Linked DNA regions of Homo sapiens: region 1 is linked to region 2. Evidence: chromatin contacts called from ENCODE Hi-C or POLR2A ChIA-PET data. All regions are on one chromosome and are shown on one strand. Each heading gives the region's core, a stretch centred on a gene start or an enhancer-like site at or near the end of the contact. The rest is flanking DNA. Distances are from core to core; before and after follow the strand shown.

Region 1 (3,065 bases), core at 21-2,520, 43 kb before region 2:
AATAAGATAAGGAAAAAAACCTGACAAGTGGATTTAGCAAGATAGAAGTAAATTAATAAAGAAATAGGGTGGGCTGGGTGTGGTGGCTCACGCCTGTAATCCCAGCACTTTGGGAGGCCGAGGCAGGCGGATCACATGAGGTCAGGAGTTTGAGACGATCCTGGCTAACACAGCAAAACCCCATCTCTACTAAAAAAACAAAAATTAGCCAGGTGTGGTAGCCCGCACCTATAATCACAGCTATTCGGAGGCACGAGTAGCGCTTGAACCCAGGAGGCGGAGGTTGCAGTGAGCCAAGATCACACCACTGCCCTCCAGCCTGGGCCACAGCTCGAGACTCTGTCTCAAAAAAAAAAAAAAATAATAATAATAATAAATAAATAAATAGGGTGGGAAAATATGTTAAAAAGGTGTTTGATTTTGATGAAGCTAAACTAAAAATATATAAAGGGGATAATTTCATAAAAATTACTAAGGTATGCTGATTTATCATGCTAAGTACATTTTTGACTTCCCTTCTTAAAGGAAGAGGAAATCAGGCTGGCACAGTGGCTCATGCCTGTAATCCCAGCACTTTGGGAGGCTGAGGCAGGAGGATCGCTTGAGCCTAGGAGTTTGAGATCAGCCTGGGCAACACAGTGAGACCCTCATCTTTAGAAATCGTAAAATTTAAATAAAAATTTTAAAAAGGAAGAGGAAATCAACGACTCAGAAGACTGTCACTCTGACTTTTACATTCTTGCGGAAGGAAGCTGTACTTAGTAATAATTATGGAAGTATTTAGAATTTACATTGAAAGAGGAGCAGAGCAGCCCGAGGGCTAAAAGTTTACTTGGCTACCTTGACTGTGATTCATTAAACTCCTAATGTTCTTTTGTTCAGACCAACCCCAAGCTAAAAGTTTTTTTGTTTTTTTTTAAATCCAACCCAAAGGCCCAAGTGAAAGGGAAAAAAAAACTGCCAGAAGAAAGAGGAGACCACAGCCATGCCCTTGGTTGGGAGCACTTTTCTGGCACTATAATGTCTTTTCCAAGGCTGCTACTGTTTCACTACAAGACTCCAGTCAGCATCTCACTCCCTGGTCAGATCACTGAGGACAAAATGCAGAAAAGTGATCAGAGGCCCGCCCACACCTGTGCCACTTGTCTTTGAGTCTCCTCCTCACCTCCCACCCCTCACCTGGGTCATTTTGTCCACAGAGACTGGAATTCCGTCGATGGTGAGAGGCGGCAGTTCTGAGTTAACCTCCTGTGGCGCAGGGGCGTGTTCTGCCAGAGCAGACTCCAGGTCTTCCAGGATCATGCTCTTGTACTTACGCACCTGCAGGGAATTAAGGGCAGAAGTAAACAAGATGCCCAACAACCAGGGAGGATTGGTGCCAAGCAACAAGAGAGTGGGTGGGGCTGGCCTTCCTGAGCCATTGCATAGCCTTAAAAACAAACACTTCTACAAGCAAATAAAAATACCCACTGGTCCCAAAGACATCATACTGAACATAATTAAATGAAAAGATGATGAAATTGCAGGTAACAACAATAGAAGAGAGCCAGTGAAAAAATTTTCCAGAAATACTGCTTCTTAGTCAAAATCACATTTTCTCAATGAGGGTGCCATTGCCTGTTCCAGGTCTAACAGGCATGGTATTCATGGTTCTGCATTTCCCAGGCCATTGCTTGAACAACCAGCTGTGGCAGCTCATCACCAAAATCATTTTCAAGATCTTCAAGGACTTACATTTCTAAAACTTAAAGTAACCAATTCATTCAAAACTGCTGCTACATTCCTGCAAAGCCAGACTACCAAACAGACAGGAGATTCAAGCATACAAGAGACTGGACTGAAAAGAATCAGAGAAAAAAAACTGATAGGTGTATGTTGTAGCTGAGTGCCACTACTGGTAAGGCCCGGGCCAAAGGGAGCCCCATAGGTCAAATCTCCCTTGCTTCTGGTAGGGCTTGGTGACAGAAGTGAACCTCCAACCCATGACGCCTTTAGCTCTAGCCCAGGTTGGAACCAGATATTGTTGTTCGTTGTCTGCATTCCCACTACTGCCAGTTACATGTCTCAACTTAACAGTAACACACTGGACATGCACACATTCGATCATGAACAGAAAGGGTGGACAGACGCTGGGTCTTCCAACCACCAATATAATGGGTTCATCTGAATGCCTGGAACTTGGGAGAGGAAAAAATGGGTTCATTCACTTAGGAGAATACACAAGGGGTATGAGGATACCTCTGGGAATAACAAAGAAGCCATGGAATTATGGAAATGTGACAAGTGGGCTAGGAAATTAACTTGCTTTCTGGGCTCAAGGCACTATTTTAGGGAAACAAATGGAAGAGAAAATGAGGTTTGACTAGAAGTTCCAGCAATGTTTGAATCCTGGGTTGTCTGCTGAGTGGGCTGGACTCTATACACTTCCTTATAAATACCTCATTATGTGGATTAAAAAAGAAAAATTCCCATACTCTACCCCAAGCATCTGGAAAAATAAATATTATTACTGGCTACATGGTGCAACTTCTGCAGTTGAAGAATCCTCCAAATAGGTCAATAACTAAGGGGATAAGAGAAAAATAGCACAAACTGGTAGACTCATTATCTTTCCAGAGATTCAGTTGTATCCTGGTCTCTAATAAAAAATAAAGTTTCAAAAATTATTGCCATTATATTTATTGCAACATAAGCAGCTGATGTTGCCACAGCAACTTTACAGGATTGTATTTTCTGCTATGTTCCTGTAGTCTAGATAGTATTTATGCTGCCTACTCACACACACACACACACAAATGAATCTTATAAGCCTAGTGATATGGTTTGGCTCTATGTCCCCACCCAAATTTCATCTTGATTGTAATTCCTACATTCTGAGGGAGGGACCTGGTGGGAGGTGACTGGATCATGGGGGCAGTTTCTCCCATGTTGTTCTCGTGATAGTGAGTTCTCATAAGAGCTGATGGTTTAAAAGTGTTTGGCAGTTCCACCGGCATTCCCTCTCCGCACCTGTCTCTCTTTGTCTCTCTCTCTGTCTCTCTCCTGCCACTATGTAAGACGTGCCT
Region 2 (3,135 bases), core at 32-2,531:
AATCCATTTGACCTAGGATAATTCTCTTTCAAAGAGTGTATGAGTGATGATATCAGACATGGAAAGAAAAAAAATACCCTCCCACACCACTGGGCTCTACAGTTGAAAAAAAAAAAAAATGAAGCTATAGTTGTACATGTAGTTCCATCTCCAGACCCCGACTACAGACCAAAATACAGAAAATGAAATATAATACAAAACAGCAGGTAAAAGTTATGAACCATGACAATGAAAAAGCAAAGATAAGGCTGACAGAAATTTGGAGGCGGGAGAGGGACAGAAAGGTGGAAGAATGGCTAGGAGTATAGAGTATTAATATCCTATCCTTACATGGTGAGGGAGTCAGGAGACATTATTAGCAGGAGATGGAAACAGTATTACAATGTAACTATCAAAAGTACAAGGGAAAGGAAAAGTACTAAAAAAATAAGTACCTTATATTCCATAAAAGAAAGTCAAGCTGGGTGTGGTGGCTCACGCCTGTAATCTCAGCACTTTGGGAGGCTGAGAAGGGCGGATCACGAGGTCAGGAGGTAGAGACCATCCTGGCTAACACGGTGAAACCCCGTCTCTACTAAAAATACAAAAAGTTAGCCGGGCGTGGTGGCGGGCACCTGTAGTCCCAGCTACTCGGGAGGCAGAGGCAGGAGAATGGCGTGAACCCGGGAGGCGGAGCTTGCAGTGAGCCGAGATTGTGCCACTGCACTCCAGCCTGGGCGACAGAGCGAGACTCCTTCTCAAAAAAAAAAAAAAAAAAAAAAAGTCAATAATGCCCATTTGATAAATCAAGAAATAGTGGTATAGACATATTATTTAGAGTTATGGAGGCATTACTGTTTGATGATACTATAAACAAAACAGTTAAACTATAAACAAAAAACAGCTAATTGTCTCTGAAAAGTGGGACTCGGGATGGGGAAAGAGTGGCAAAAGACTATTGATTTTTATTGTAAGTCCTTCTATTTCATCTTTTATTATATGAATGTATTACTTTGACTTTTAACAAAATGAGCTTTAAAAACAAATAGCTATGATATAGTCTTCCAAACTGATCCTTTTGAAAATTAAAATTAAATGACATGTTAGAGCAAACTGTCACTAGATAAATAAAGCTCCCTTCTTACGTTAAGAACTGAGAACAGCACAGTTCAAGTTTAGAAGTGGCCTTGCCTTGAGGAAGACAAACTCCTAATTTGCGGCATCTAAAACTAACAAAATTGTATGACTAATCAAATATTTTTCATACCAATAGGTTAACTTTGTAAATATTCCTTAATACTAATAACACGATAATCCAGTTAACAATGATGCTTTTATATAATGCTTAAGAAAAATAAGCTTTGGGCTGGGCGTGGTGGCTCACGCCTGTAATCCCAGCACTTTGGGAGGCCAAGGCTGGGGGATCGCGAGGTCAGAAGTTTGAGACTAGCCTGACCAACATGGTGAAACCCTATCTCTACTAAAAATACAAAAATTAGCCAGGGGTGGTGGCTTTAATTCCAGCTATTCTGGAGGCTGAGACAGGAGAATCACTTAAACCTGGGAGTCGGAGGTTGCAGTGAGCAAAGATCGCACCACTGCACTCCAGCCTGGGCAACACAGCGAGACTCTGTCTCAAAAAAAAAAAAAAAAGCAAGAAAAGAAAAAAAAGCTTTACCACACAACTTCATAATGACTTAGGGATGAGTGGATGATTTTATGAAAATACTGTAAGCGCCAGGCATGGTGGCTCATGCCCGTAATCCCGAGAGGCCAGAGGCGGGCAGATCGCGAGGTCTGGAGTCAGCCGGGCCAACATGGTAAAACCCCGTCTCTACTAAAGATACAAAAAATTAGCCGGACATGGTGGCACATGACTGTAATCCCAGCTACTCTGGAGACTGAGGCAGGAGAATTGCTTGAACCCGGGAGGCGGAGGTTGCAGTGAGCCAAGATCGCGCCACTGCATTCTCCAGCCTGGGCGACAGGGTGCGACTCCATCTCGAAGAAAAAAAGAAAAGAAAATACTGTAAGCTCACTGAAGTCAGGGCTCGGGTCCATAAAGTCTCTATGAATAGATCTATCATAATGTGCTCTTTGATAAATGATTGTGGGTAATCAGCTGCACATTTTAATAACTAAAGCTACACCCAGGCAGTTACAGTTTCTGTAACTCTCCTACAAGGTTATGCTTGCTGTTTATCTCTCTCTCTCCGTCTCACTTCCAAGCCCTGTCTTCTATTCTTGTCAGAGTTGCACTATTCCTCGCTCTGGGGCTGAGCCTGCCAACCATGTTTTCCAGACTTTACTGCCAGTATCCTGTTAGGTTTTGCCTAGGGAGACTGGAAGGGGAGAGAAGAAGGGATTTCTTTGCTGTTTTCATTGTTATAATATCAGCATTGCTCCAGCAAGAGGAGTGTTGCACCTCCCAACTCCAGCTGTGCCTCTTCTCTCCTGGTGGTTGAGTACCAGCTGAATGGCATTCCACTAGGAGATCAGATTACCAGCTGCAGGAGGACCTCTCTGAGCTTCCAGGTTCTTCTCTTCTGTTCCCCCAAACCTAGGGGTGGTAGTGCTTCCTATCTGGATTACCCCAGTGTCTTTTGTGCTCTTTCATCTTGTAACACCTGTGTACCCAGTTCCCAGAATTAAATTATCTGAAATGCCACACATGGTTTTCTAGGCCCCGATTAATACTTAAAGAAGAAAATACATACTTGCATTCAAAATTACTCATACAGTGCTGGTAAGCAGCAATCCGGGATTCTCATACCCTCAATAAAGAAGTGATGTAAAAAATGAAGCCCATTTTTACAAGACTACAATTAGAGTTTCTGTTTTCAGACACTGATGAATCTCAAATTTAATGAATCATTAAAAAGATGCTAAGCTATAGAGTATAAAATGTCTCACAGGCCTGGCGCGGTGGCTCACGCCTGTAATCCTAACACCTTGGGAGGCAGGTGGATCAGCTGAGGTCAGAAGTTCAAGACCAGCCTGGCCAACATGATGAAACCCTGTCTCTACTAAAAATACAAAAATCAGCCGGGTGTGGTGGTACACGCCTGTAGTCCCAGCTGCTCGGGAGGCTGAGGCAGGAGAATCGCTTGAACCCGGGAGGCGGAGGCTGCAGTGAGTTGAGATGATGCCACTGCA

The links. A loop is a pair of places that touch in the nucleus more often than their neighbours do. ChIA-PET counts read pairs that join two places held with the same protein, here RNA polymerase II (POLR2A). Pooled maps may share reads with other maps.
Region 1: a loop to region 2 is called in a map of naive thymus-derived CD4-positive, alpha-beta T cell, with 2.1 times the contacts of the local background. The contact joins two enhancer-like sites. A Hi-C loop is called at or near these places in 1 of 168 maps with a recorded cell type or tissue (naive thymus-derived CD4-positive, alpha-beta T cell) and 2 of 50 pooled maps. POLR2A ChIA-PET finds 5 or more read pairs at or near these places in 2 of 52 experiments (GM12878 and activated naive CD4-positive, alpha-beta T cell).

The regions. Positions count from the first base shown.
Region 1 is chr7:129,688,661-129,691,725 of GRCh38, reverse strand. It overlaps NRF1 (nuclear respiratory factor 1), which reads right to left. Exons shown (of 11, transcript NM_005011.5): 5 at 1,180-1,320. Among named protein-coding and RNA genes, the nearest start is that of NRF1, 78 kb to the right of the region's middle. Within about 2 kb of position 1,270, at least 2 of the 41 ENCODE cell types and tissues checked have a DNase peak (open chromatin) inside an H3K27ac peak, as active enhancers do.
Region 2 is chr7:129,645,902-129,649,036 of GRCh38, reverse strand. All of the region lies in intron 1 of NRF1 (nuclear respiratory factor 1), which reads right to left. Among named protein-coding and RNA genes, the nearest start is that of NRF1, 36 kb to the right of the region's middle. Within about 2 kb of position 1,281, at least 2 of the 41 ENCODE cell types and tissues checked have a DNase peak (open chromatin) inside an H3K27ac peak, as active enhancers do.